2 separate regions of the Mus musculus genome follow, and region 1 is linked to region 2. The links are chromatin loops, found by intact Hi-C in ENCODE. Cell type or tissue: heart. All regions are shown on one strand.

The links. A loop is a pair of places that touch in the nucleus more often than their neighbours do. Peaks named below come from ENCODE experiments on the same cell type or tissue, not always from the same donor. Only the 100,000 strongest peaks of a DNase experiment are listed, where the experiment ranks them.
Region 1: a loop joins it to region 2, with 2.0 times the contacts of the local background. A loop is called at or near these places in 11 of 42 quality-filtered maps.

The regions. Positions count from the first base shown.
Region 1 is chr6:90,654,396-90,659,395 of GRCm38, reverse strand. No RefSeq gene overlaps it. Among named protein-coding and RNA genes, the nearest start is that of Slc41a3, 52 kb to the right of the region's middle. In heart, a CTCF peak has its summit at 2,879 (motif pointing left); no DNase peak of the experiment used is centred here; H3K27ac peaks cover 273 bases.
Region 2 is chr6:90,807,860-90,812,859 of GRCm38, reverse strand. It overlaps Iqsec1 (IQ motif and Sec7 domain 1), which reads left to right and starts at 2,737. Exons shown (of 14, transcript NM_001134384.1): 1 at 2,737-3,092. The coding sequence starts at 3,070. In heart, a CTCF peak has its summit at 2,631; DNase peaks (open chromatin) are centred at 2,649 and 3,619; H3K27ac peaks cover 1,071 bases; H3K27me3 peaks cover 1,225 bases.

The sequences.
Region 1 (5,000 bases), 150 kb after region 2:
GAGCCCAGGGTCCTGTGGGAGATCCCATAAATCCTGAACCTCACGTAGTGTTACTTTTCCAGGTCATTCTACTCTGGTCAGCAGGGCGTGGTCTCCAGAAGATGTGACCAGGCTTGTCCTGTCTGGACACAGCTTCCCCAAAGACCCCTAAGGAACTCTTGAAGGTGCTGCGGAGAGACTTAAATGAGGGGCCAGGAGTATTCAGCAATGTCCATCATGTCTGTGTCAGCAAATGCTGAGGCTTGGGGCTCTCTCACTGAGCTAGAGGGGAAGTGGCTAATAGGAAATACCAGGGGCTGAGAGCAACATACCGGGAAAAGAATAAGAAAAACCCAGCTAGCTCAGTCCTGAAATATTTAAGAGACTCAACTCTTAATCTGCCCATCCTCCACATTGGTCAGTGTGATGTGTAAAGCTGACCCAGGATATCTCTACCCAATACACAGAACTCCCAGTGAGGGTCCAATTCCCTGTGGGACTTTCCCAGAACACCCTTTGTTGATCTCCTTCAAAAGTACCACACTCATGGAAGTGAGCTATGCAGTCTGTTCTAGGCCATTCCAGTTCTCTCCCAGGTTAGACCTTACCAGGCTGCAGCCTGTGGCCATTCCAGTTCTCTCCCAGGTTAGACCTTACCAGGCTGCAGCCTGTGGCTCTCTGGAAGGGCTGAGTTACAGAGCAGGTTTCCTGAAGCTATACTCGTCATTTGTCTCCCTTGGGGGCAAGGGCTGTATCTGACTGTAGACCAGCCTACAGCTGGACTGGACAGAATGCCCTTGAAAATGATCTGTTGTTGGGAGATAGGGATGTTGGGTCAACACCACTAGCAGACAGGCTCAGGATGTGGCCTTCATCGCACTGTTAACATCCCCAACAGTGTATCTGACCCCTGCCGACCATGACAGTGTGAAGCCTGGCTAGGGAGACATAGAAGACCTGAGGCAGGGATTTTGTTCCTGTGACCATCTGATTGCTGCAGGCTGTACATGGGTTCAGCCATTCAGCTCCAGAAGTATGCAGTCCTCACCTGCTGGCTTCAACTGCTCTGATACCTACACATCCCTTCTTAGAACTCTGCATGGCCCCTTGATCCTATAAGCCCTTCCTTTCTGAGCCCTACAAGTCCTTCCCCTCTGGACTCCTTCATAAGCCCATCTCTTCCTGCTCTCCCTAGGCCATGTCATGACACCTGTAACTGAAATGATGTTCCTTGCTAGCAAGTACATCTGTGCTGTGAAGATCGCCTAGTAGATAGTATCCTATGTACCTTTTGTATAGATTTATGACTTTTAGAGAAACCATTTCTTCCCTCTATTTCAGTTAAAGCAACGTGATCAGGGTCATGAAAGAGGAAAACTCCCATTTAAATCTGAAAGATATCCAGGCATGGCAGTACAAGCTTGTAAATCTTGGAAGTCAAGAGGCTGAGACAGGAGGATTGCTCTGAGTTCATGGCCAGCCTGAGCAACGTAGTTCCAGGGCTACATAGCAAGATTATATCTAAAAAATAAGACAAAATAAAATACAAAACCAATGTGAAAGACAGACATTCAACTTAAATCTGAAGGACAGTCCCACTACAGTTATCACAGGCTACCCTCAGAGCAGATGCCAAGGAAGATAGAATCATAATTAAAATAGCAGGTAACAGAGGAATCCTTACTTGGAGTTTCCCTCCAGCTTTTGTGAACTACCCTGGAGAAAACAACATGCAACTCCATGTACAGCTTGGCCATGCACAGCATTTAGAAGAGCAAAAGACATAAAGACCACAGGTTGGTGGGAAGACAGCAGAGTCAGGATGAACCCACAGCACAATACAGTCAAAGGACTCTGGGAGAATGCCAGTGACCTCAGCCAGCACTTACCCTGAGAAAGGGTCCTTATTAGGAGGCTGTAAAGATAAGGGTCGGACTTCCACAAGCAAGCTTTACAGTGGGATTGTACTCAGTGCACTCACTGCCTAATTACACACTCAAAGAAATGTGTGAACACCTTTAGGGCCTGAGTTCAGAGCCCCAGCAATCATGTGAAAGTTGGGCATCAGCATTACAGGAGAAGAGACACAAAGACACGAGGACCTCTAGAACTCAGGACAGCCAGCCTAGGCATATCAGTGAGCTCTGTGTTCAATGAGAGACCCTATCTGAAAGGATAAGATGGAGAGCAAGTGAGAAAGATCCTGAATGTTGACCTGTAGACTCCATACATATATGCGCACACCCACATGAACATGTTCACACTCCATATACAGAGTGAAGAAGAAGGTAACTCTAAGGCAACCTACCTGTCCTGGTATTATCAATGTAACACAACCTAGAGTCACTTAGAAGAGGGGACCTAGTTGAGGAATTGCCCAGGTAAGACTTGTTTGTGGCCATGTCTGTAAGAGACTATTTTGATTGATGCTTTGATATAGGAGGGTCCAGCCTGCTGTAGGTGACATCATCCCTAAGCCTGTGGTCCTGGGCTTAATAAGATAGCTAGCTGAGAGAGGAATCAGGCCAGGGAGCATCTTAAGAGGCACTCTTCCCTGGCTTCTGCTTCCAGTTCCTGCCTTGAGTTCCTTCCCTCAGTGATGGGCTATCATCAGGAAGTGTAAGCTGAAATAAACTGCTCTCCAAAGTTGCTTTTGGTTCTATCACAGCAACAGAAAAAAAGTAAGTAGAGCACTTCCTTTCATGAAGCCAAAGTAAACAAGCAGTTAGGGATATGAAAACAGACATATGGTAAGCTCATGGTAAGAAGAACTGAGGGCTGGCAAGATGACTCAGCAGATAAGAGCACTGACTGCTCTTCTGAAGGTCCTGAGTTCAAATTCCAGTAACCACATGGTGGCTCACAACCACCCATAATAAGATCTGGCGCCCTCTTCTGGTGCTGTCTGAAGACAGCTACAGTGTATTATTTATAATAATAAATAAATCTTTGGGCCAAAGCAAGCAGGACCAACCAGAGAGAGCAGGGTTTACTGGAGCGAGCAGAGGTCCTAAATTCCATTCCCAACAACCAGATGAAGGCTCACAACTATCTGTACAGCTACAGTGTGTACTCATATACATAAAATAAATAAATCTTTTTTTTTTTTAAAAAAGAACTGAAGGAAAAAAATGCAGTCACCTCAGGAACAATGCAACTCTAATCACCAAGGGAAGAAGGGCTAAACCAGGACAGGGAGCCAACCAGGGTAGGTAGGTGGGTTGGGGAGCACCCTGTAGAAGCTGGGGTGGGGATGGGATAGGGGGTTTCTGGAGGGAAAACCAGGAAAGGGGACAGCATTTGAAATGTAAGTAAAGAAAATATCTAATAAAAAAGAAAACAAAAATAACAGCAACAAAACCCTGAAAGGATCCAAGAGAGTGAAACTGAAGGGTGGAGTCTGAGATCAGAGCACAGGGAGACATCGGAATGCCTAGTAGTCTGTAACTGGAGTCCCTGAAGGAGAGCCATGGAACAGGTAGAATGGTGACACAAAGCTGAGGGAAAACCATTGTCCTGAGGGCTCATCTCAACAGACTGCAAGAATGGATCAAGATTCCCTCACCAAGAGAAGCTATAAAGTCATTGACCTTGGCAGATAAAGAGGACATCGACTAAACAGGACCACCAAATACAGAGAGCACATCACTGATGAAGACAGACTGGCACTGGGAGGTAAAGAAACAGAGTGAGGGTCCTATGAGCAGCCAGCACACTCACACAACTCCTGTGATGATGATTGGGGTGTGGGCTTCACTGAGCTGAGGAAATTGGGTTCATTTTTTTTGGGGTAGCCCAAGAGAGGGTTCTCAAGAAGAAACCAACATCTGACCTGGTGACCGTCTGCAGCAGATCTGTCTTACCCTGACAAGGGGCTATCAGCAATCCATGGACATCCTGGATGGAGCAGAGCCCACACAGAGCAAGAGGCCTGGTCTGGCTTCAGGTGGAACACACATCTCTTGTCCTCAGACTCACTCAAGATTCTTGCATCTGGAATTCTGGACTTTATTCCAGAGATACCTCCAATCTTTGGCTCAGGACTACAGGTCACACCCCAGGCTCCCCATGGTCTCAGGCATGTGATTTACAGCTGTTCTGGGTATCTAGTTGGCACACAGCACACCATGGGATGTTGTAGGTCCCCAGCATCATAAACCAAATTCTTAAATAGATCCCCTCCCACATATCTTTCAGGCTCCAGAAACCAGGATACACTGTAAGACACCAGAGTAGAGTAGACGTGCAGCTCAAAACAGCAACCAAGCTACTATGTCTAAGTAGAAACATGCTCAAGTCTCATCAAAAGGCAAATAGTGTAAGAGTGGCTTGCATGTTATAATGTGCCATAGTAATTCAGATCAAGACTTCCAACTCAGTGACATTGAACGCTGAGTGCCTGGATTCAGGAGATGCTCACCCAGGAAAGTGCTTTTTGTATAAGCATGAGGGCATGAGTTCAATAGCTGGAATCCGGTGGGGGGAGGGGGGGAGAAGCTAGGCTTGGGCATGTGTGCCGATATGTGCCGAGGAAGCTGAGACATAGGTCCCTGGACTGGGACTCAGCAGGCTAGATTATTTGGTGAGTTCCTGGACTGTGAGAGAGTTTTTTTCGAAAAACAAAACCAAAAAAAGTCAATAATACTTAAGAAATGACACCTAAGTTTGGCCTTTGACCTCTCTACATACATGTGTGCATGCAGCATGCATTCATTTCTATGCCATGTTCCAGCAGGATTCAACAGGTTTGGATGGGAGTCTCCTTTGCCAAGGACCTGTTTGAGGAATACCCTTAAGTCAAGAGTTGGAGTGGCCACCCAGCTTTCCATGAAATCATGACAGGTTTGGATTGGAACTGCATTCAGTCTATAATGGATCAGAGAGCCAAACTCTGCCAGCTCTGCCCCTATTCTGAGGCACACATAAGACAGCCCATAGAAAGGCTTCATAAACAAATACAAGGGCACTCTCACACAGGCAAAGATGGGGTAGGGGCAGTAGTTTCATCTTGGTGTCTAATG
Region 2 (5,000 bases):
TTCCTGCACGCATGCATATGTGCATGAATGCGTAGGAAAAGTGCCGGAAGGCTGCACTCCAGACAGATGAGAACCATTTCCACTGCAGAGATGAGCAGGAGGAGTAAGATGCGGGGTTGAGGGGAAGAGGACTATTCTTACTTTATGAACAGGCATTCTTGATGGGGCTGGTGAAGCACACGTTTCATCCCAACATTCCGAGAGGTAGAGGCAACCAGATCTCTATGAATTCCAAGCCAGCCTGGTCTACACAGTAAAATCCAGACCAGCCAATGTTACACAGACCCTGTCCCAAAAGAAAAGATGATTGTGTTATTTCTGCACTTTGCATTTTACTTACTGAAAATGTAAAGCTTCAGAAAAAGAAAAATATAGTGCTGGGGTGTGAAGTGTCTGTGTTTGGGAGACTGGTACAGGTAAAAGGGTACAGACCCTAGAGCTCCACAGTTAGTCCTGTGTCCGCCTAAAAGGGGGATGGGCTGCTGTCCCCGTGAAGAATGCCCAGTGCTGAGATGCATGGCTGCCTGCCTGGAAAGACTGAGACTGGCATATCTCCTTGTCATGTGCCAGCAGCCTTCTCTCCCTCTTCCCAAATGTTGTTATGCTCCTGCCTAGGGGACAGATGGCCACAGGTTGGAAGACAGAGACACTCTGCCTGAATATCCCTATCAGCCTGCAGGTTGGAATTTTCCAGTCTATGAGGCAAAGTCCTAGATAGGAAATTTCTGGAACCAGCCCTGGAGGCGTTTGCTTCTCCTAGACTGTAGGGATGAGATGGGGACATGGGTCCAGAAACTGGCTATGAAATGCTCTATGTCAGCCTCAGCCTGAACATGTAGATTGTTGGGTGGTCCTGTCTTACAATTCTACCCAGGGGCAGGCAGTCATGCAAGGCTGACTACCACTCACTCACACCTCAGGCATCTGGTCACAGTTGAAGTGGACAGGTGCAGTCTGCCACACCATTTCTGTGACTCTGAAACCTTGTGTGTTCACATCTTCAAAGTTGAACCAAGCAGTCTGACTCTCACTTGGTGATAGCATGCTCCTGTACTTTCTGTTGCTTCCTGAAACTCAGGAACTTCTGGGGTCTCAAGTTAAGAGACCAGCTGGAATGTCAACATTATGGAGTTTCCTTTATCTGACTGGTGCCAGGCAAAGAACATCAGGTGTGAGAACAACTGTGTGCTGCACTCAATGCTTTGTCAAAGCCTGAAAGCTTTGGCAGCTGTTTTTGAGTGTGGAGGTCTTTATCACTCACTCTTCTTTAAAATACAGCAGGATCAAGATGTGTGTGCCTCTCTGGAAGAGCAGCCAGAAAAGAGACAGGCATACAATGGATGTCATGGGTCCAAAAGGAGGACAAGAAGCAGCCCAGGATGGGGCCTTTAGAGCAGAGTGCACACAGGGTGGACAGTTCTCAATCACAGCTTCAGTTTACTCGTCTGTGATATGAGAGTGGGAAAAGCAGCTCCTCTTTAAGAAGTTTGAAAGCACAAGCACACAGGTGGGGGTGTTAGTACCCACACCCCCCCAGGGTGCCTTTATGAGCAGCTGTGGTTAATGACACACATTTCTGGAAGGACCTCTTCTGATGCTGTGGTGGTATCCTGATCTTGATAAAATACAGAGCAACTCAATCAAGGAGAGAGAGTGGACCAGTTTACCATGTGCTAAGCCTACATAAATCTGAATTATTCCTATGACAGCATTCTTCTGGGGAGGGGGGCTCTCATGGAAAGACTGGCCATTCCTAGAGCCCCCTGTATTTTGGCTACCCAGCTGCTTCAGCAGTTTCTACGCTGCATACAAGGACACTTCGCCAGATGAATGAGTTCCTCCTCATCTGGCCTCTGTCCCTCTTTGCTGTGTAACCTTCCATAAGTTTTTCATTGCCTCTGAGATCCATTTTCTCTGTAATAAAAGAACAGAACTCAAGAGTGAAGCCTCCCTCTTCCCCCAACTTCAGTGGGTCTGAGAAGCTAAAAGAATGGAACAAAGAAAATAGCCTGGCAACTGCCACCCTCATCCAGAGGGTTCACACTCTCACTACCTTCCCTGGAGGCAGCTTTGCAAGTGAAGACTCAGGCCAAAGTGCTGGCTGGGCCACCCTGTGTCTGTTAGTCCTAAATGAATGAGGACCCCCTCCACCTACCCCACCCCCCCACCCTCGTGCCTCCTCAGGATTTGATGTGTGCATAACAAGCTATGTCAGTTACTGTATGTGGTCAGCCCTCCTGAACCAGTTACACAACTGTCATGATCCCATTTTACAGTATCACATCTGAAATTCCCAGGAGACACTCTGCTTGCTGAAGTCTCATGGCCCCTAACTCCAGGACACAAGATCTCCTGAGTTCTTAGTTTAGTGGCTCCTATGTTTCCATGCCAGGGACGGGAAAGCTGCCCTGGAAAGCAATGCCATCATTACATTCTTCGGGCTGCGAGTGCATTTTAGCAACAGATTTCCAGGTTTCCAGTGAGGGCCAGAAGGAGCCACCTCATTGGTCTCAGCGCCAGGGCTCTTGGTTTTGCAGCCGCACCCACAGGGCGGCCCTGTTTGATGCTGCAGTTGCCATGGCAACGAGCACTTTGGCGATTGGTCCAGCGAGGCCGCACTACGTTGCTCCTGGAAGGAGGGGGCGCTCCTGCACTCCTGTCCCTCCTCCGGATGCTGCGAGAGCAAACCGGCACAGACACCCCCCTCCTCCAGCCCTCCCCTCCTCATCCCAGCGCACTGCCACCCCGGATGTGCGGGAGGGAAAATTCCCAAGGAAGTCCCAGGTAGCAGCGAGGCAGACGCCCCCGCCCAACCTGGCGACCATGGTGACTCGACGTCTTCCCAGGCTTCTGGGCACAGTGTAAACCCTGCGTAGGAGGACCTGTTTGGAGCCCCCTGCCACATTACATCCAGCATATCTAGATGAACCTGCCAGTCCTGGGAAAGTGACTGCCCTTGGCTTTCATTTTCTTCCTTTCCACCTCGCTTGAGCATCCTGTTCCTCCTCTGAACCACCTTGAGCCTCCTCAGCCCAGGCAGGAGAGAGAAGGAAATCAGACTTGGGCAGGATGGCTTGCCGAAGACGCTATTTGTGAGTATGCAAGACAAGTTTATCCTAAAGCCTGAGGCAGAAAGGACCACTACTCATGTTGAAGTGAGGGGCTTGGTGGAGGTGGGGTGGCTGCTCTGCAGGTGGCGTCCAGGGGGAGCAAGCTTTCGTCCAATGTTTGTACCCCTGCGGCAAAGGCAGTGTTGTTGATGATGAGGGGGAAAAGAATCTTAGTCAGCAAGTCTTCCTTGAGCTGTGAAAGTCCCCTACTGAAGCAGGCACCCTCCTCCTAATCCACATCCACAAATGAGGGTCCCAGACTCATGGCCGTGGTCTAGGCTTTTGTCAGTGCCCTTGACAGACCTATTTAGGGAAAGCTTTGATACTCAGCAAGCCCATGGCTTGCACCCAAGCCAGGTGGAAGGCCAGCAGCAGGCTGAGATAGTGGCAGGAGATGGCCTTCTCCATAGACAGGTGAAGGTGGCAGCAGTGTCCAGCTGTCAAGCACAGGTGTAATGTGCCGGTACTGAGCACCCGTCTGCTGGGCCTGATGCCAGCAGCGGAGGTGGTGAAAGTCGGGCTTAGGGTGGTGACATCACGGGACTGGGTATTTATGGAAGCAAAGCTGTGCTTAGTGAAGCCAGGCTTCCCAGGGGGCAGTGGGATTCAAATGCCAGCTTCCTTCTAGGCTCTCTGGGGGCTCTGCTGGTGCTGTTCTGGGAAGAGAAACCTTTGCCCTATGTGGGCACTCTAGGCCCTGGGGACTGAATGAGACTTGGGTCTGGTCTCAGTCTGCCCTAGTACTACCTGCTCAGTGCTTGGAAGCTGATAGAGACAGTTTGGTAATCTTGGACCTTTCAAGGTTTAAAAGCAAGGCATGACGTTCTTGAATTGGGATCAGCCACCAGGACTAGGAGAGGAGGCTTGCAACAGTTTTTAGGAGGTCATCTGGGAAATTCAAACTCTCTTCAGACTGGCTTTGAACTCCAAGAGGCCCCCAAGCCCCATCAAGGGCCCTCTGAGCCCTCCTTAGGCCTTGCCTCCTCCCCTCCTGAGAGGGGCGGATCCCATGCTAATGAGCCTGAAGGAAAGTAAACCTTGCCTGTAGCTGCATAATCAGGCTGGGCCCCTGCAGGAGGCTCTGGAAAAGCTTGTGAGTTCTTTGGTGTTTGAGGGGACCACACAGGGTCCTTGCTCTCCGTGGCAAGACCAGAAATAGTAGCGCTCTTCCTAGCATGGAACTTCATCTCACCTTCTCACCTTCGGGGAAGGTACTTTCCTGGCAGCAGCCTCCTTCCTCCTGCCACTCCTTCAATGGCACAGGAGCCTTTAGTGTCAAAAAAAAAAACTGACAACTTGCAGAGGCCACTGCAAGTTGCTGTGGAGGGAAGATGTCATTAGCATGAAATGTGACAGTTCTCACAGAGAGCAGCTGGCCCCTGGGCCTGTTTCCAAAGCTAGGGAACACCTTCTGAAAGATTTTGCCTGGACAGGAATGAAGACAACCCCTGCCCCCATTTTAAAATGGGGAAACGGAGACTGGACAAATCACCTCTGAAAACCTGGTGTGCACTGGCCTAGATGTTGGACTTTTCATGGAAAACATCTTGCCAGGAGCGCTGCTTAGAGTCCTTTATGCTTCCAAGGTTCATTCAACCTGTCGAGGGCCAGAGGCTTACATCTGAACACAGCCTTAGGCAGCCCTGTTGGCAGCACCTATATGGTCCCCCCACCTCCTTTCCTTGAAGGTCTCTCTACTCTTAACTCTTGGGGCTCTGTAGGCTGAGCTATCCCCCCCCCCTCCCGTATTCTGTTGGTATCAACCATCACAATCAAATTGGCTGGGGAAGTCTGGAAGACAGCTCAGAGGGTTTGGAGCCAAGCAGGCCTTGCTGATTTACCTACTAGCAGTTAGCAGCCTATGTTTGTTCTCTATCATAGTTCACTTGA